Linked DNA regions of Homo sapiens: all the other regions are linked to region 4. The links are chromatin loops, found by intact Hi-C in ENCODE. Cell type or tissue: IMR-90. All regions are shown on one strand. Region 1 overlaps EDIL3 (EGF like repeats and discoidin domains 3). Region 2 overlaps EDIL3 (EGF like repeats and discoidin domains 3). Region 3 has its middle 210 kb from the start of HAPLN1. Region 4 holds the start of EDIL3-DT (EDIL3 divergent transcript).

Evidence for each region. Peaks named below come from ENCODE experiments on the same cell type or tissue, not always from the same donor. Only the 100,000 strongest peaks of a DNase experiment are listed, where the experiment ranks them.
Region 1: a loop joins it to region 4, with 2.2 times the contacts of the local background. A loop is called at or near these places in 4 of 110 quality-filtered maps.
Region 2: it touches region 4 in a loop (2.5-fold over the local background); 3 of 110 quality-filtered maps call a loop at or near these places.
Region 3: it touches region 4 in a loop (9-fold over the local background); 11 of 110 quality-filtered maps call a loop at or near these places.

What each region holds. Positions count from the first base shown.
Region 1 is chr5:84,013,172-84,018,171 of GRCh38, reverse strand. All of the region lies in intron 9 of EDIL3 (EGF like repeats and discoidin domains 3), which reads left to right. Among named protein-coding and RNA genes, the nearest start is that of HAPLN1, 290 kb to the right of the region's middle. In IMR-90, no CTCF peak of the experiment used is centred here; a DNase peak (open chromatin) is centred at 1,891; H3K27ac peaks cover 253 bases.
Region 2 is chr5:84,252,495-84,257,494 of GRCh38, reverse strand. EDIL3 (EGF like repeats and discoidin domains 3) reads left to right here. Exons shown (of 11, transcript NM_005711.5): 2 at 3,283-3,411. Among named protein-coding and RNA genes, the nearest start is that of EDIL3-DT, 130 kb to the left of the region's middle. In IMR-90, a CTCF peak has its summit at 1,964 (motif pointing right); no DNase peak of the experiment used is centred here.
Region 3 is chr5:83,924,481-83,929,480 of GRCh38, reverse strand. No RefSeq gene overlaps it. Among named protein-coding and RNA genes, the nearest start is that of HAPLN1, 210 kb to the right of the region's middle. RefSeq lists an enhancer at 1,748-2,249. In IMR-90, a CTCF peak has its summit at 2,159 (motif pointing left); DNase peaks (open chromatin) are centred at 2,160, 4,070 and 4,420; H3K27ac peaks cover 402 bases.
Region 4 is chr5:84,377,652-84,382,651 of GRCh38, reverse strand. All of the region lies in intron 1 of EDIL3 (EGF like repeats and discoidin domains 3), which reads left to right. It overlaps EDIL3-DT (EDIL3 divergent transcript), which reads right to left and starts at 230. Exons shown (of 4, transcript NR_183295.1): 1 at 114-230. In IMR-90, a CTCF peak has its summit at 2,701 (motif pointing right); DNase peaks (open chromatin) are centred at 3,521 and 4,051; H3K4me3 peaks cover 790 bases; H3K27ac peaks cover 1,099 bases.

The DNA.
Region 1 (5,000 bases), 360 kb after region 4:
CAACTATGTACTTTAGACAACCATGCCACAAGAGTTCCCGGAACAAGAAGATGGTTACAGATTTGTGTAGCCAGACTTCAGAGCTGAGGAGGGATTTAGCTGGATGTGGAAGTGCAGAGCCAATATCTGCACATCTTTTCATACGATGGCGAAAGAAAGGTCATGTCCATGATGACTCACTGTGGAGTAAAACAAGCTTTCATTGGGAGAGTGTTATTTGTTCCTCTGGATTTATTAGGGAACCTTTCCTGGAAGTGACACAATTTATGATCAATATTAACAGAAGACAGAATAAGTAATCATTGAAAAGAAAACAACAGAATGAATTCACTTTGTAATTAGAGAAACTTTCCTGGAAGTGACACAATTTATGATCAGTATTAACAGATGACAGAATAAGTAATCATTGAAAAAGAAAACAACAGAATGAATTCACTTTGTAATATTTGTAATTCATGTCATATTGCCCAATGGGTGCGCATGCTGTAATTTTTCCAAAGTCATGTTTCATTATACATTTCCTGTCCAATCAGTGCAGATCCCACAGTTATTATACATTTATTTTTAAAATGTAGCTTTTAAAAACTGATAATGTGCACTGGTGTGCCAAATTTGTGTTTCTATTCTTACAGTTACAGTAAGTCATAAACTTTTCAGTGACTTTGGTCCTCACATAGTTTCACCAGAATAATTATATTTGCTCATGAAAGATACTTTTAAATTCATAAACAAAGTTCAGGTTATTGTGATCCTAGTGAAGTCACAGAGTGTTGGTTACATGTTTCACAAGTGAAACTGTCTTTAAAATGAATAAAAATAATAATCATTGACATTGTGGAACCTCTCTGTGTACCAAACTGAATAAAAGGAAAAGCTCGCCAGTAGCAAAGCCCTGCATAGCAGCCTGGCACATTGCCGGATAGAATAACACTACCCTATGTTTCTACAGCAATTTAGATTTTACAAAAAGATGTGTAAATCTTGACAATAGAACTAGGTTGAATGTGGGGGGAAATATGAGAGTGAGAACATCAACAGAAAGATTTATTAAGCACTTTCTGCATTGATCTTCATTAAAAACGTTATAAAACTTGTAGGACAGATATCTTCCTCACTTATTCTTGCCACTTTGTACACGAGGAAACTGAGACTCATGATGGCAAAAAGGACTAGCTCTAAGGTTACAGAGCTACCAAGTAGCACAGGAAAAATTTAAGTGTCTAGTCTCAGGCTTCCAGCCCTAGCAATCAGTGCACTTCAGATGTCATCCCACAGGGCCTGCCATCTGTGATCTCTTGTGTCTCTTTATACAAAGACTTTACACTCAATTAAGCCAGGCAGAGTAAGTATCCCTTATCCAAAACACTTGGAACCAGGAGTGTTTCATATTTTTATATTTTTCTGGATTTTGGAATGTTTACATATATATGTATTGAAATCCCTTGAGAATGAGGCCCAGGAGTAACCAGGGATGCATTTGTTTTATATACAGTTATGAACATAGCATGAAGATGATTTATACAATATTTTTTAATAGTTTTGTGCATTACACAAAGTTTTGACTGCATTTTAACTGTGACCCATCATGTGAGATCAGGTGTGGAATTTTCCACATCATATCAGCACTCAAAAAGTTGTTATTTTGGAGCATTTTGGATTTGGGATTATCAGATTAGGGATGCACAACCTGTATTGTGTTGAAAACTAGATGAATTACAGCATATACAAAACACAATAGGGAATATGAATTTAGAACATTAATTTTTGCAACACTGGGATCAAAATGACGCTTTAGAGGAAGAAAAGAAAGAAGTGAGATGAGTGTTATCAGAGCTAGGCAGTGTTTTGATATGCATGACGATAAACTAGATTTACTCAACTTTACTTTAAACATTCCCTTTTGGCAAGAAACCACATCACACGGCATTCAGAGGAAATTTGCTCTAAGAACTGTAACACACAATATAATAAAACAGATTTACAACATGACAAAGGTATAGAAGAAATGTAGTTCCCTAGAAAACCAAGTACCACATGTTCTCATTTATAAATGGAAGCTAAATGATGAGAACTCATGAACACAAAGAAGGAAACAGCAGACACTTGGGTCTACTTGAGGGTGGGTGGTGGGAGGAGGGAGAGGAGCAGAAAAGATAGCTGTTAGGTACTAGGCTGGAGACCGGGGTGATGAGAGGATCTGTACTACAGACCCCCATGCCAGTAAGTTGACCTGTGTAACAAACCTTCACATGCACCCCTGAACCTGAAATAAAAGTTTTTAAAATAAAGAAAAGAAAAGCTTTAATTCTAAGTGAAAACTCTAAGGGATATTGCCATAATTTTAACATTTACTTCTCAAGAGAGTTTCTGCTATTTAACTTCTTAAAGGCTTCTCAGCATGGTTTATTTTCAGAGAGAAGTTCCATGAGTTTTAGAGCTGATGAAAACCATTATTTTTCTCACTCTGTTTAAATAACGGACAGAGTTATTTAAACACACTCTTATATATATAACACACTCTTGTTATATCTCTTAATGTAAATTGATAGTATACATTTTTATCTTTCATCCCTGCTAAGTGATTTTCTTAATATAATACTGAGAGTTTTGTTGAGGAAATATGCACTTTTGTACAAAACTATCTTTCTTTTAATTTCTGTTTTAGGAATCAAATATTTTTATTTAATTGATACTAAGCTTTTATTTGCAATCTTTGAAAAATGATAAAGCAATGTCTAGCAAATAAACTTACAAATAAATTGCAGAATGAAATTATGAGTCTGGGCCTAAAATATTTGCCTGAGAACCAGAGCAGCATTTCATTTCTAACTCTGCCACCTACTGTGCAATAACCTTTCTCATTCTTCCTTTGAACTAGATGACTTTTATCATTTAATCAGTTCTAAGGTACCATTGTGTTATTGTGATATAGCTGCTCTTTTCTTAACTTAGATACTGTCCTTCAGAGCCCACATTGCATCACAGTGTTTTCCACTTCCCAGACAGCTATGTTTACAGAGCAGTCACTAGCTATACCCTGTTATGTCCCAAGTGGACCACATACTTAAATTACTCCTCAACCCATCTAAGTGTCCTGGAGTATTTGTGGGTTTATTCATCATAGAATAAGAGCAGTTTATTTTATCATCAACAGGAGAAGCAAGCCTACAAAATTGATCTATAGTAGAGAGATCACTGTGCACTCTGTCCAACCTTCTTTTGTTTCTATGTGCTAATATGATTATAGCCAAAATGCAGTTCGTATCAATTCATGCTATGGTTCAGTATTCCAGAGTTCTGTATCTGCTCTTCAGTTAGCCAGGACCCACTGCCAACTACCCTTTAAGATACAAAGAATTAATTTTCTTAGTCAGTTAGCTAGTTTTTCTTTTATTTTCTTTTTATACTGGGTTATTTGTTAAAGTGGTATTTTCATGTTTCATTTCATTTTATATCACATTAGAGTCTTTAATTTTTAGTTACAAATATGATCAAAGACTTTTTGTTTGTTTGTTTGTTTGTTTGTTTGAGACGGAGTCTCGCTCTGTCTCCAGGCTGGAGTGCAGTGGCATGATCTCGGCTGACTGCAACCTCTGCCTCTTGGGTTCAAGCGATTCTTCTGCCTCAGCCTCCCAAGTAGCTGGATCTACAGGCGCGTGTCATCATGCCTGGCTAATTTTTGTATTTTTAGTAGACACGGGGTTTCACCACATTGGCCTGGCTGGTCTCAAACTCCTGAGTTTGTAATCCGCCTGCCTTGGCCTCCCAAAATGCTGGGATTACAGGCCTGAGCCACCGCGCCCAGCAGATCAAAGACTTTTTAAAAGTGGCTTAACAGTCCTATACAACTGATACAACACTTCCATGCTACCAGAAGTTGAGTAGCTTACAAGTGTTTGAAGTTAATGACAATGATATAAATTTCTGTGACTATCAGTTCATTTCTCAAGCTAACCAAACAGCCAGAATCAGCGGTATGTGACTATTTTCATATTTATACAATGCCAGCTCCAAAATATAATGTATTGAAAAATCCTGTTAAGCATAGGAGAGTCAAGATTTATTTAAACTGAATAAAACATTAATATCATCCTACATAGGAGTAAGTTTATAGAACTGGTCCAATTGTTAGGGTACCAGATTTGAAGCTTGGAAAGTCAAACATGATATAAGTAGCTGATGACCAAATCTAAGGTGCACCATGTCCCATTAAAAATAAAACAAAAAAACTAGCTTTCAATTTATCTACAATTCAATCTATATGATATAATATAATTGGATGACCAACTTTTCAACCAAATTAATTTAAATGACTCCATATTTTGGTACTTTGTTAATTTAGCTTTAGCTTAAGGGTTATCCCCTGGAAGACAGGTTTGATATGCAAAATGTTTTGTGTTCTGAGAGGTATATTTGTATATCATACACCATTCAATGTGAGCTCGACATGTTCTTTAGACTTGAATAGGAACATCTACTTATGCATACCACCATCTTCTTTCTTCATTGCTATATCCCATTCTTTAGAGCCATGGTGAACACATAGCTGTCACTCAATAAATATGTAGCAAATAAACAATAGAATGAATGAATACATGAATGATGTGCATATCTCATATTCTCCGAAATGACTTCATTTAATATATTAACAAACATCACTCACAAAGGAGGAATCTGTGTGTTTGGCAGCAGAATATTCCTGAAGCCTTTTGATAAATATCAAATAGTTTCAGTCTTCATAATAAGATAATTATTTACAAAAACTAAATTCTAAATCTTTCTAGCTATAAATCACTCTTGCTCTAAACTACAAATGACATTTATTACATAGACCAAGTTAGCCTAATAAAATAGCACTTTTGTAAGGAACAATGTTTCTTATTGTTTTTAGATTGAAGAATTTAAAATTAATTTTTGAGTTGCCTTAATGTGTCCTATACATACATATATATGTACAGGATACGTTATATCATATATATATACACACATATGTATATGAT
Region 2 (5,000 bases), 130 kb after region 4:
TATTACCTGTTTTCTCCCTTTCAAAAGATAGTATGCTAATGATGGAAATAAGATGAAAATTTCGAGTGTATTAGAAATGTGTTTCCATAAGCAAAAAAGAAGAACAAAAATTACAAGGAGAAGAGAGAAAAACATGTCAGTTAAACAACAGTTGGCATCTCTAAGATATAATGAGACTTGAGCAGATAGTCCTGTCTCATTTTGACCACAGAAACATGATATGACTGGCCCACATGCCTGGTAGAAAATTGACTCGATTTAGCATTATCATCTAGAGAGGGCAGCAGAGGGGCCATGGAAGGTTTCTTAAGGCACCAGAAAGGATTCTTAAGGCACTCTCCATAATGATGGGATAATTGAAAGAACCTCCTTTGGCCCTGGGTATATCAGGACTGTAGGCCTACCTCAGTTACTATCTGATGCAAGAACTTGGTTATAGGACAGAGTGGGATCTGAAAGAAGGGTTCTTATTTTTAGGTAAATATGTAAATATGAGACTGTGTCCTTACACTGATTACTCCACATAGGTGGGTGGGTCTTGATTTGGGGGAACTTTTATTCTGGTTTCATTACCTAGTATTTATTAACTAGATTTGATATTAAATGATGCCTCTTTTGATTTCCCTGTCTGTAGCCACCTCTATGAAGGGTCAAGAGAATCTTCATCATTTTTTTTGAGACTACTTCAAACAATAAATGCATTTTCCTTTTTCCCTCGGCCCAACCTCCTCCATCTGATTCAACACATTGCTGCCTTAGTGATTCTTCCAAAGCACAAATGTGGTGATACACTTTCCCATATTTCAAGTTCTTTTATAATTTTCCAGTGCTTGAAGATAAACTCCAAAATTTTTGGCACAGCATACAAGACCTTGATTCATATGGCCTTCCTACCTTTTGGACCTCATCATTTTCTATTTCTAATACGTATTTATATTCTAGCTACAGTGGCCTACCTGAAGTTCCTGGAATGAGACATGACCTTTTTCCTTTAAGTGTGTTATTCCCTTTGCCTGGAATATTAAGCATACGCTCTCTCCTCTTCATCACCTGATAGCACTGAGTCTCCTTAAAAGTCTCCACTGGTCCCACAGTTTGGATCATGTATACCAGTTGCAGGTGTTACTACTGTGTAGTATAATTGTAATTGTTCCTGCATTTTTATCTCTCCCACTAAGCTCCATAGTCTGTTATTTAGTTTGGTATATACAGCACTTACCTCAGTGCCTGCCTACCATGCAATAGGTACTCAAGGACTAGAAGGACAGATAGACAAATTGATAGACAAATGGAAGGATAGCTAGCTAGCTATATGTGTGGATGGATAAATGGATAGATAGATAGATGATAGATAGATAGATAGATAGATAGATAGTTAGATGATAAGTATATAAATGATAGCAAGTCTACTGAAGTATCTTTATCAGTCATCAATCACCCCATTCAAAATGCTGCCAGGATTGTCTTCTTAATTTAGATCTGACCATGTCCAAACTTTAAAATACATGTTAAAAATGTTAGACACTCTCTCATTGATTCCTTATCTTAAAAATTACAATGGCACTTTTTAATCCTCCCTGATCTAACATATTTATACTTTCTTAGCCATTCCAGATTAAATACTCCATGGTCCAGCCACGCTAAATTCTTTGGTATTCCCCAAACATTAATTCATTCATTTTATGACTCTCTTTTCTAAGGTCTGCTCCAGCACTTAGGTACTGTTTTAATCTATCATCTTAGTGTGGCTAATGACTTGGTTTATATTTGACAGAAATCATAACCTGAATTTTCATTTTTCAAATATTTTTAAAGTGCTTCATCTGGAAAAGAGTTTAAATAATTCTCATGTGAAAAACCTTACAGAGAATAACATAACTAAGAAATACAAACTAGTAGGAAGTTGGTGCCCAGATGCTTTTTTATTTTGAAAAGTCCCTTACTCATTGAGTCCAGGAGGTGGCAGTTTCACCTACAAAGCTCCCTTTAAAACTGTATGGGTTTTTGTGCATCTGATTCAAATCCTGTGTGCAATAAAGCCACACCCATGATTCTGTCTGAAGCCTGCTTTTTACTCCAGACTTAATCAGTGCTACTTTGGGTGTGTCAGCCTTCTCAGGGACAATCCTTAAGGTCTCTAGAAGCCCTTTTATTTAGCTGAGAAGATCTTTCAGGCTCCACCTGAATTATTTGAAATGTTTTCACAGGGAGGTTTGTAGCCACATCCATGATTGATATTTATGTTGGGCCATGTCTTTCTGGCATTCGATAATTTACCACTTTGAGAGTTGGGAGTTTAGAAACAATTGTGTTTTCTAACACAAGTCCTGGTCCTTGTATACTACTTCCCTTTACTTTCAAATGGACTGGTTCTTTATTTAGCTCATCTCTTTATTGTAGCACCTTATCATATGCAGGCAGTAAGAGCCAACTGATGCTTTAACAGTCTGCCCGGAAATCTCCTTACTCATATGAAAAGTTCATCGCATACATGTTCTACCTCCCCAGTTACCTCAGATGACAGCTTTATCAATTGTTACACACTACATAAAATGGGTAGCCATTTTTCTAGCTTTTCATGGCCATGACTGCTTTTCCAGATACTATCTGCCACCCATTGCCACAGCCAAGGCCACGTATTGTGGGGTTTCTGTTATGTCATAAGTTATTTCTCTGTAGCAGTTTCTTTCTTATCCTTCCACATTTCTTTCACTCATCTCAAGCAAGCTAGCCTGAATTCATTCACATGACGATCTCAGCACTCCAAGAGAGGAAGTAGATGTCTTCAAGTGCTTTTCAAATCTCTGTTGTCTTCAAGTCTGTTAACGACCTACTGGCCAAAGCAAGTCACATGGACAAGCCCAGATTCTAGGGATCCAGAAATAAACTCCTGTCCTTTAAAGAGTTAAAGAGTAAACTGTGTGGATATAAAGAAGGTATTTATTAGAGTAATTAATGACACTAGTCTATTACAGATATTTAGGTTAATATTTATTAACCAATTAGACAACATTCTCTTTACATATTATGAAGGAACTCCAAACTGAACCAATAGCTTTCAGAGGCAGTGTTTGAATTATGCAGTTTAATTTTTGCCATGTTACATAGTATTTTTTTTTGAGTACATGGTTTGAAATGAGTCTTGCAGATCTTATGTGTGAATCTTAATATTACCCTGACTTTTGACTTTGCCAAGGGAACATCCATAGCAAAGTAAACTAGTATGTTTCAATGTCCAAGACAAAAAAAAAATGTCAATTTCGGTTTTTTTTTATGCCTTAGGTGATATTTGTGATCCCAATCCATGTGAAAATGGAGGTATCTGTTTGCCAGGATTGGCTGATGGTTCCTTTTCCTGTGAGTGTCCAGATGGCTTCACAGACCCCAACTGTTCTAGTGTTGTGGAGGTTGGTAAGTGCAAAATTTAAGTATTTCAGTAGTTATCTTTTTATTTCCATGAATAAATGGCAGTTTGGCTGTGGTGCATTATGGAGATTAGTTGTAAAATTGCTATATGTTGCTAATTAGTTTACTTTTGTGTAGGATTCTCAGTTGTATCATTTCCAGTTTATATTGAAATTATATTAATTGTGTTCTTTAAGTTTTAAAATATTTTTAGTAATTAACACTAAATTTAAAGACATTACAAATAATACATAAATATAACATTTCTTATATTTCTAATATTAATATAAATTTAACATTTTATTCTCAAATAAAATACATAACTCCAAAGTCAATTTATTCAAGTTAAATTATCACTGTAAATAAAACAGGATGTTTTTAGGGACTTCGAATATCCATCAGCATTTTGTAGCTGTTCTAATCATTACTTTTCTTAGGTGATAAATATATTTTATATTTCTAAGCATATAAAGAAGAGGATATTCCAGATGCAGTGCTCTTCAAAGTTTTCTAAAAAATTTGCTCTGCAAAAATTAATGTGTCATTGGTTACATTCAAATAGTTTTTTAAAAAATCTGCGAAATATGTATACTTATGGATTTAGAGTAACTTCTGTAATTTCCACATAGGTCCCCATTAAGGAAATAGCTGTACTTTAAAATAATTTAACACCATGTAAACTTGTGCAGAGATTTTCTCTCTAACTAAAGAGAGAAATAATTTTCAAAGTTAATAGCACAGGTAAGTTTGAAAAAAATTTATATTTTTCGCATTAGTACCACGAAGAGTACAAGATGGAATATATCTGTTCATTATAGGAAACCAAACATGTTTTGTCAACCTGCATAAACCTTAGAGAAACAGGACACTTCAATGGCTTTGGGGAAATAGTTTTGAAAAAGAAAAGTAATAGCGTCCAGGGATCAGTCTGAATTACCCATCATTGTACCCAGTGCACCTAACTTAATTACCTTATGCATAGTAAAAATCCAGTAACTATTGGTTGAATGAAAGAAAGAATAATTAAATAAAACCATTAATTTACCATCTTTGGCCATTAGTTACTGGATTGTAGTGTGCTTTATTTTTTTAATGAATTTTCCTTATTTTTTATATTGCATTATGAATATATGTTATCTAAAGAAGTTTATTATTGCTGAAAGGTACTTTGTTCATTTAATTCATCTTCAAAGATAATTCTCTTTTAATGCTTTTATTAACTCACTGATATTTTAGGAGGTTTGACACAGTGCCATCGAAATAAAACTGTTGTAACCACTTTGACCCAGGCTTCAAATATGTACATTTGAGTTTCAGAGTTTAATGTGAGAATCATATCCTCAGGAAAGTCTGTATATCTGAAGAAAATTAGAGTCATAAATACCCCTAGTAGAAATGTATGAATAGAGTAAAATTTTAGTGTTGTATTTTAAGCCCAACAACCCCAAATTGGCAGTGCCTTCGAGTTGTATAATAGTATATAATATTTTTGGCACTATTTGAAAGATCCAAATCTGGAATCAGAGAAACAAATGTAGGTAAATGATTAAGAAATCAGTATCTTAGCAGAATTTTTTTTTTTTTTTTTTTTTTTT
Region 3 (5,000 bases), 450 kb after region 4:
AATGAAAGATATGAAGGTCTGTGGAGAATGAACACATGAGCTAATAATTAATATATAATTGAGCCAAATTCATAAACAAAACTTAACCCTCTCTGAGCTTATTTTCCTATCAATAAAATGAAGGAGCTGAGTAATATGCAAATGGTAAAGCACTCACAATCATTCATCAAAGCACAATGAATTGTGACACAACACACAACATATATTGTTGTTTCTTTATTTGAGGGTCTTAAATGAAATTGGGAGTAATTGTATAACTACATGTAAAATTAAATAGTTCAAAATAGATATATAAGAATTCTTAGTAATTGTATTCTGCAGAAAAAAACACATGAAAAGTTAATCATAGATACTCAAAGGATTGTCATTTGTATAGTTATAATTTAATGTGATAGGTATTGCTAAATAAAGTATAATAAACTAAAAGAGGTAAGAAATATTTTGACATTTGAAAGCATATCTATAAATTTTCCTTTGGATACCGTGTCTCTCCCTCTCTTTGCCTGTTCGTTGTCTATTTCTTTTTGTCTTTCTGTCTCTCCTTTCTCATTCTCATCTTCCTTCAGCTCATTTTTGATCCTGAACTTTTTTACTCATGAATTCAGAAATAGCTTGTTAGGCAAAAAAAAAAAAAAGAAAGAAAGAAAAATCAAACATACTTGTAAGGGTCTAACTCACCTAAAGCCACAAGTCTCTGAATTCACTCCCTTTTCAGTTCAGAAAGCATGCTGGAAAGGAGTCAGTAATGTGCCTCAACTATCCTAGTGTCCCCAACATTGGTGTCAAAATACAAACACAACATTTAAAATATTTTTTTAATTGCACACAGCTTTTACTTCAGTCTGCAGGTCTAGAAAAGCCTATTGCACACAGAACTCTTTTAAGCCAGCTGTTCCAGGGGCAGACTACTGCAGCTTCATTCATGGGGCCATGGAAGGTTTATTGTGGTGGCATCTTCCTAACGTTTGCAGTGCCAGAGCTGTGCCAACCATAACTTTCAGCTAGAGCCATCATTGATGTGTCTGCCAGTCACTCCACTATGTGGAAGACTATTGCTTAGCTTGATGGAATGGTTCACTGTCTTTCTGAGAGATTGCAGCCAGTGTTACTACAGTTGAGCTACAGATAAATGTGGCATTTAAGATGGAATTCTCTCCCACAAACTGGGGGAGAAAAATGCTAGCCCTTCTAGTTTGCTCTGGTTCTTTCTCATTTTTGTTTTACCAAATAAAATATAGCTTATATGGGGGAAAATTATTATTAATAGACATGCTGGAAATCGAAAGTTATCATATCATATTTAAAGGTCTAAATACCCTGTCTTTGTGACAGGAAGTATAGATATTGTTTGATTGGTACGTACAAACAAAATATTCAGCATAGTCTTTCCCAAGTCATCCTAGATGATAGGATTTTAATATGGTATCAGAACAGTAAATCTGACTCACGCACTATGAGCAGAATTCCTGGAACTTCTAGTCTCTTCAAATTCCTTCTTTCTAGCTCAAAAAAGTCTGTGGAAAAATTCATCTATGCATTTTTCCTTTTCTTCCATCTTGTGACATTTACCATTTCCTCCATCATTTCGAAAACGAATGATCTAGTCTTTTACATTGGTATCATTGTAGCTGCTCATGCACTCTGCTCTAACAAACTCCACTTGTGCCAACAGAAATACCCCTTTTCCCTCGTTCACTTCTGTTACTTACTCCATCAGTAGACCACCACCTGGTACTGATCCACTACCCCATTCCTCATAAAGCTATCTGCTCTCATCCATGTTTTCATGTTTCCATGGCCCTATGCATCTAGTTGTTTTATTCCTGGAGCTCCCTGACTTTTAATGGATTCCTAAAATCTAGGCCTAGAAATTACCAGAATGCCCACTATGCTGTAATCAACTCCTTACCACCACCACCCCTGGCCATCCAACAGTCAAGCATTGCTTCCTGTCCATCTCCTTTTAAACACTAACAATTTCCTTCTTTCTAGTGGGGCGTTTCTTTTCCTACCCAGTAAGCTGCCCAGCGGGGAAGGTGGTCTTTGTGGCCCCTGAAGGCAGGGAATGTCAGTCTTGCAAATACACTACCCTCTTCATGTTTTGCCTTGCCTTTTTCCTGAGATCCCGCAGACGCTCACTCAAGGAGCTCCCCCTGGTGGCCTTGCTCATTAAGACAGATCTGAATTGGCAATGGTCAAACAGTAGCCTCTTCAGGAATTCCTGCTACACTATGGATTGCTGCTGGAAGGAATGGAAAAAATATAGAGGTTAAAATGGCATCTCAAAAAAGCTAGCAAGAGAGAATGTTTTTTTTTATTCTTTCAAAGATGGAAGTAATAATTGTCTCCCTTTAAGACCTGCTTATTACACCACATATTTTGTCAGATAACTTTTAGGAAAAGCAATTATCAAGAAGCATGTAAGTCTTAAAAAATAAATAAATAAATAAATAATGGTTGGGAAAGTACACGGAGGTGCAGAGGAGTGCTAGAGAGGTAATCCCATATGTGTGGACCTAAGGAGTGTTCTACAGTATGAAAAGAACCTGGTCACTGTGATAATATGACTGTATTTTGCAGGTAGGGGAAACTAAATTTTCAGGGAATATATACAGTAGAAAATAATACCTCATAAAATCACTGTGGAGGCAACATTGGGATGGAGTTGGGCGGTAACTGTGAAGGGAAAGGAGATATCTCACAGTAAGGAAAAGTGCCTGTTTGTCAAAAGCAGGTAAGGATTTTAAGATGTTTGAAAAACATCAACCACAGAATTGAGTTAGTGAGATTTTCCATGGCCCTATGCATCTAGTTGTTTTATTCCTGGAGCTCCAGGACTTCCAATACCACCACCAACAACAACAATGCTTGTGTCTGGAGCAATAAAATTCCCGTTTCAAGCAATAAAATCCTCTCTTGTCTATCCTGCTTCTTTGAAATGACTTATTCTCTTAAAGTGTTCCATTAGAGAAGGAGTCGGCCACCTACAGCTAGTGAAACCAGCTTCTCAGGAGTGTGTGTGTGTGTGTGTGTGTGTGTGTGTTTTCTGCCCTTGTTCCACTTAGCGGAGTATGCTTCTTATATTCCCTCAAAAAATCAGAACAGATTGTCATTTTGTTCAGAGAAAGACTTGGGGTGCAACGCTAAAAATTCCTGTTGGAGATCTTTCCGTTTGTGATGTATTTTGACCAAGTGAGCTTTTTATCTTTGCCTCAGTAACCTTCGCCTTATCACTCCACAGGAGCCAGCTGCCTTCCTTCAGGTGTCATTCTGACAGACACAACAGACAGCCCTCTCCCTTCCTATCACACATTTATCTAGACTTCCTTGGAGTGAGGAAGCTTTCTCTTTCTCAGGCTATTTACTCTCAGAGGCAAAGGAAAAGTCTTTGCTTCAAAGATTGAGCTGCTATTTCCTGCAGTCAGAGCCACACAGGCTGGAAGAGCACATTGAAGCCTGGTAATCAGAGATTCTTTCATGCTCCACATTAAATAGTGACACGCATAGAGTTGTTTAAAAGGTGCACAACCCAGTATATTTCATTGCAATATCTACACATTAATGTAGTTGAAAGTGGATTTGGAAGTGAGGAATAGATTTAAAGTACAACTTCATGACTCTGCATGAATTTGTCTGGTTTAGACCAGTCTGTTCTAGCTATGCGGAACCACAGCAATAATCAGGCCATTCATAAAGCAGTGTGTGTTCATTGTGGCAGCACATTTTACTTAAAATCTTTTAAATTATGCCATAAAGAATTTGGGCATAAGTCCATTTCAAACCCTTACACTGTCTCAGGGGTGGCCAACATAAAGATTTGTGCCAAAAAATGCCGTCTGGGTTAATTTTAAGATTCCTTTCCCCACCCCCACACACCACATTCATGATTTTATCCACTAGCCACCTAAAAAAACCTACCTACAAAATTCCACCATATGCCAGTCCTGTCCACACCTTCACAAAAACCAACATAATAGAAACTATTTTTCTAAACCACATCTGGAGTCATTACTTAGACCCGCACTTGCATTCTCCCAAGTCACATACTATCTTACCACAAAAGACGATATGGGATGCTTGACATTCTCTTTTTATAAGGTCACCAATCCCTGTGATATGATATGATCCTTGAAACAGTTCATTGTCTCAGACTGTGTAAGAAGTCAAAGAAAGGGAGTGTTAATAGACAAATGAATGTTACATAAAATAAAAATGCGTAGCTTTAATATTTATTGTACTTTCAGCAACACTGAAGGAAGCCCTCATATCTTTATCTCATTTAATTCTGACAGGAGGGCTATGTGGTAGACAGTAATATTGTCTCCATGTTGCATATGAGGAAACTGAAGTGCAGCATGTTTAAGTATACTATTATAATAGAATGGAACAAGGCCCTGTGCCCACACAATCTGGCCTTGAACTCATTCTTAGTCACTATGTTTATGTGACAAGCTTCAATTCATTCATGAAAAATTCTGCCTTCTATACCGTGCTAAGCTTATTCAGAAGTTTAAAAAGAAAAGGACAAGAACAAAAATTGTATCATTGGTTTCATGTCAAAGTTTATTTTCGAAATCAGTTTGTAACTTTAGATAGGTACAATTTTTCCCTTGTCTCCTGCTTTCATATAACTAGAATTCATAAGACTCTATTCCAGAGACCTTTCTCATAAGGCTTAGATGTTTGGGATATGTATGTAAGCAAAGGAGAATTTTTCAATAGAAACTTAAAATGCTAAGACAGGTACATTCTTCATTCACAAATGTTGACTACTGAGGATATCTTTTGCTTAAGGTGAAGTGCTGGGCAGTATATAAAGCAGATTAAACTAAACACATTGGCTGTGATATCTTGCACTGGGCATCAAGTGGACCTGCGCCAGTCAGAGACGGCAGGAAGCTGCATGTCAAAGGGCAGCTGTCAATGTCGGATACACTGGAGGACATCTCCACATGCAGTGAAGCCAGACATGCCTGTTCTCAGGGACTCCACCAGCCCAA
Region 4 (5,000 bases):
CTCTGCACTTTGATCTCTTAGCAGGAAGGGAAGGGGGAAGGACTGCAGGCACTCCCCTCTCCTCCTTCTCTTCCCCGCCTACGTTTCCACCCCAAACACGAAAACACACTCACCCACTCACTCGCATTGTGTCACCGCCACCACCGTACGTCCCCGCTCCGAGGTGGAGGGCGGCGCGGGGTAGAGGAGAAGATAGTGCGTCTAGCCTATGTGGCCGCGCTTGCCTATGTGGCCGCGCTTGCCTGGCTGGGTCTGATTGAGGGAGCCCCGGGGCGCGGCAAGTCCCGGCTCGCTGCAGCCAGGAGCTCTGTCTCCTGAAGATACCCGCGCCGAGGGCACAGCTTACTCCGCCAGACAAGCCAACCATGGAGATGTTGCCTGGACTCTCCATCCTGGTTCTCTTAGACAATGCTCGGGAAGCTGGATGCTCCATATTCTTCAGGAGATTTCTCCCTTTTTCCCCCAGCTAGCTTGTGAGGACAGGGGAAAGGCTTGAGGAAAAATAAATAGACCATTTTGCATTAGCCCTTTCTGTTAAAACTTGCACCTCTCTAATTTTTTCTCCCTCACCTCTGCAGAAGGCAGAGTACAGCTTCCGTGACAGCTCCAAACAATTAAACTTCCGGCAAACTTATTGAAGCCAGTGCTAACACAGAATTTTCCTTGCACTCCTTCCCGCCCCCAATCATTAATCTCATGTCTCTTAGAAATTGGTGTTTTCCCTACGTATGGGTTGCAATTTACTTGCATTAATGCCTGGGATTTGATAAGGATATGTAACTCCTTTTATTAGTCGTCTTTATTTTAAAATTAAACCAATGGATCAGTCAGATTGAATATTTTATTAACTATTAAATTATTCACGGTATGGGTTGCTCTAAAAAATTCAATAACATGCATACAGTTGCAGCAAGCACGTGACATCTTATGCAATCTGTCCCTGTGCCTGCAGTTTGTGCCTGAAGTCTTTAAGCAAATGGCACTGTCTAAAAATGTCTAGACATGTCCTAAATACTATGAATCATTGGCATTTGCATTTTCTTTTTTTAATCAATGGCGATTTTTAGTTAATTTTACATGAGAATAAATTAATACCTGAACAGTCTCACTCCAGATAACAACACTAACCTTTTATGATTAGTATAGTTACATTTATACAGAAATAAGGAGTTTCTTTTATCTTATTATATTATTATTACACATTGATGTCTTCGTTGCCTAATTTACCTGACCATTAAATTTTATACCTTAAAAATAAATGCTAACTTCAGAGTCAAGGTAAAACATACAAAAATAATTCTGAAATATCAAATTAAAATAAGAATTAAGTGAAAATGAAGTATTCTCATGTGAAAGTTTGACAGTATTGCAATATTTTGGCCACTGTGGTGATACAACACACAATTTTTTCCTCTGGTTCTGAAAATGTTTTTCTGATTTTTCCTGAAATGTTTCCTTAGAATTAAAATGTATTTGTTTTAAATGTATATGGTTTTGGGAAAAGACTTAAAATAATTTTTAAAAATCAGGAAAAAATTGAGATGGTCTATTTTTCCTTCTTTGATCTTGAAGTTGCAAAAATCTTCAAAAGTAGGCAAATGTATTTCTGAATACTTTTCTAAATTAAAACTATGTCATAATTTTCTCAAATATATTGACATCAATGTTCATATAAATCATGTATTCAAAATCTAGGGTATTTTAAATAAATATTTAATAAAGTTTGCTTTTCTCTCTAGATACATGTGATTTTTTTCTTCTAATAAAATTATAGCAATGTAAAGGGAAGGAATAAGATATACATGACTAAAATAAAGTAGCATGGTCACTCGATACCATTAAAAGTAAAAGCTTGACAGTTTTTAGAGTTAAATTAGTAGTACCAGCTGTTAATTTTATTAATTTCAAGATAAAGTTTTAATTAGCTAAAACTTTTCATTTTTGAAGGATTTTGCATAATGGGATGAACTGTATATATTATCATTTAGTGTATAATTTTTTAAAAGTTGCCTCCTTTGAGAGTTTCTTGAAGCCTAAAAAAGTAATTCTGATATTTGTTGTTTACTGCACACACTTGCAGGTGCAATAGCTTTGAGTAAGATTAGGATGTAATAGGTTCATTGTATCTCTTCCAAAGAAACAGTGCAGGCTTCAGAACTCAGTTCAAGTCAGAAGTAAATCATAACATTTGGATACTGAGTAAAAAATAGCAAATTTTGCAAATATGTGTTGAGTGTTAATGGCTTCTGTCATAGTTAATCATTTACTTTTTATTTGCTAAGTAGGTTGAAAATTAACATTATTATTTTAAAAAGCAGAAAACCAAAGCTAAGCCATTCCTATTATTCAGTTCTTCTCTGTGTTTTAAGGAAGACGCTTAGCATCTTCCTTAGATGTTCTATAGTTATAGACTATATAAATATTCTTCTAAAATGATTTTTTTATTTTTATCATAGTCCATGTAATGATTATAATGTTGTTTGCTTAATCAAAGCAAACATGTATTTATAGACAGAGTCAAATGACTGCCAATGTGAAGTAATTATTAAAATATTTCTCATGGTTTCCTATGTGATACAGCAAGAATTTAAGTACTATAAATACTTAAACTGAATGTATTACCACTTGTCACTGAAAATACCCCTAAAAATCTTTGATTTGAGCAAGTTGTTGAAGGGAAAAGTAGACTAGAATCAACTGTGCCCTCACCAGCAGATGTCAGGATAATCAACGAAGATCTTTTAAAGGAAAAAATAAAATAAAAGGAAAAATAAAAGAAGTCAAGTCATAAATGTGAATCTGCAGATCCACATAAAGTAACTTTCTACTCTTTACGAAACTAATGTTATTAGTTAGTTTTCATTGCTTCCCTGAGGAAGAAAAAAAGAGGGCATTGTAAGGTAGAATCCTTCTACCATAGGATTTTAACTTGGAAACACAGACATTCAAGTGCACACTTAGGTTGAACTATTACTTTAGAGGGAGTCTTCTAAGTACCTTCCAAGGAAAAACACAGAGAGCTATGAGGTGTTTGTAGTAAAACAATTATTAATGAAATTTATACCACGATTTCTAAGCTTATTCTTCATATGAACTATAAGTTTCATAAATAGCAGTTCTGTTATATTGATTTACACAGACATACACACTCAACTATTCCTATGCATCTACTGCACTGGAAAGAGATGAATGCTTTTATTTACTCTTTTTGTCATTATGGTAAAGTGTATGTTTTTTAGATCTTGCAAGATTCTACATAAAACAAGTCATGTGGCCAAAAGAGACAAATGTCATGATAAATAAAGCTTTGTTATATCCCATTTAAGCCAGTTATTAATTTCTATATATGTGACTCCTCTGCATCAATTGATGTCAGGGACTTGAACTAATTTATTTTGATTGCAATTGACCTTTAACTGATAACTTGTAGTTCCAGCATCTGCTGATGTAGCCCTCAAAACTATGTTACAGATTCACCATTATACCCTTTTAAGGAGCTTTTTTATACAGTCACTGACATTGTGCCAAATAGTCGGTTTCCAGTGGCATTCTTTCTGTGTCAGAGTTCTCCTAGGATAAAAATTTCTCTCTCCTTCATTCCGTCTCTTTCTCCTCCTCTCCCCTCCTCCCTCATTTCCTTGTTATATGGCAAATAGGACACAACATCTACTGTAAAATTGATAGTGATATTTTGTCATCATTATTAAAAGATTGCAAACCTTTGAAACGTTGTGAAACTTGTAACTTATCTTTTTGTGAGGAAAGAAAAGGAAGATGATAATGTCAAACCTCTGCCTACCAAACCTGAAGTTTAAAACATAAGTGGAAATAAATTGGGATCTAAATCATGGAGCAACTCAGGATTTTACACCTTGATTTGATCACACTGTCCTGCCTAAAGCTATCAAGTATACAGTAATTTATATCCACTTCACTTGTGGAGAAGCCACTTGCCTTGAAGCTTCATCCACATACCACATAGCTGAGAACCTAGGATAAAGAATCAGAAACTTCTGACCACAAAAATAGATGTCATAGTTAGGTCTTAGATCATGTATCATAGAAAAGCTTATTTCTCTTGGCTTTCAAGTTTCTGGGTCCTCTATAAACTGAATCCAGAAAGTGAAAAGCATATGAAGTAATAGGTCAGGCTTAATCAGAGCAGTAAAACATGCCAACTTTTAGACAAAGAGGAGACTCGAATAGTATATGTAAAAGCAGTGATACTTTGCAGTACAAAAAACTGGGTACATGCAGTTGGGAGGGTTTGGGGTGGGGAGTGGTAAGTGTATCACCATATAAGAGAATGCAATAACTGGTGATAATGCTGGTTTTGCGACCTAGAGAAAGCCTCACTGCAAGATGTTCAACATTTTTTGGGTGCAAATGCAGTGAAATGTATACATTATTTAAAAAAAGACTTGGTCAAAAATGTTTAAGCTTGAAAACCTGCTTAATGGTGAAATAGCTAGATATCTGAACAATGTACTTATTTAAGACTTTTCCCGTTGTGTCAAATAAAATGTTGGTATTTTAAAATTATTTTTCTTCTAAGGTAATAAAGTTTTAGAAGACACAAAACTGAATTTTGTAAAAAAGAAGTAGACCTTACAATGTAGATAAAATGTCCTGCAATTATTTGGTTATATTTTAGAAAATGTGCTGCTATTTTGTTTTAAAATATGCATTATTATAGTGATAGTAACTGTGTAGGAATTGTTCAGATTTATAGTGTGTGACTTAGAATGGAGGATTTAAGTACAAGAATTTAGGTGACGGCTTTTTAAGCACTAAAGCACTTTTGAATGTGGTTGTTACTATGGAGAAAGAAGATTGACTTAGCTTTGCCTTTTATCTTTTCCAAAACAGGTTTGTATCAAAATGATTGATCTCTTAAAATAATTTAATATGATATAATATTTCATAAATGGGAAGACCAAGGTTTTAATCTCTTGTTAGATGATATATGCTTGATTTGAAGATGATAATCTCTAAATGGG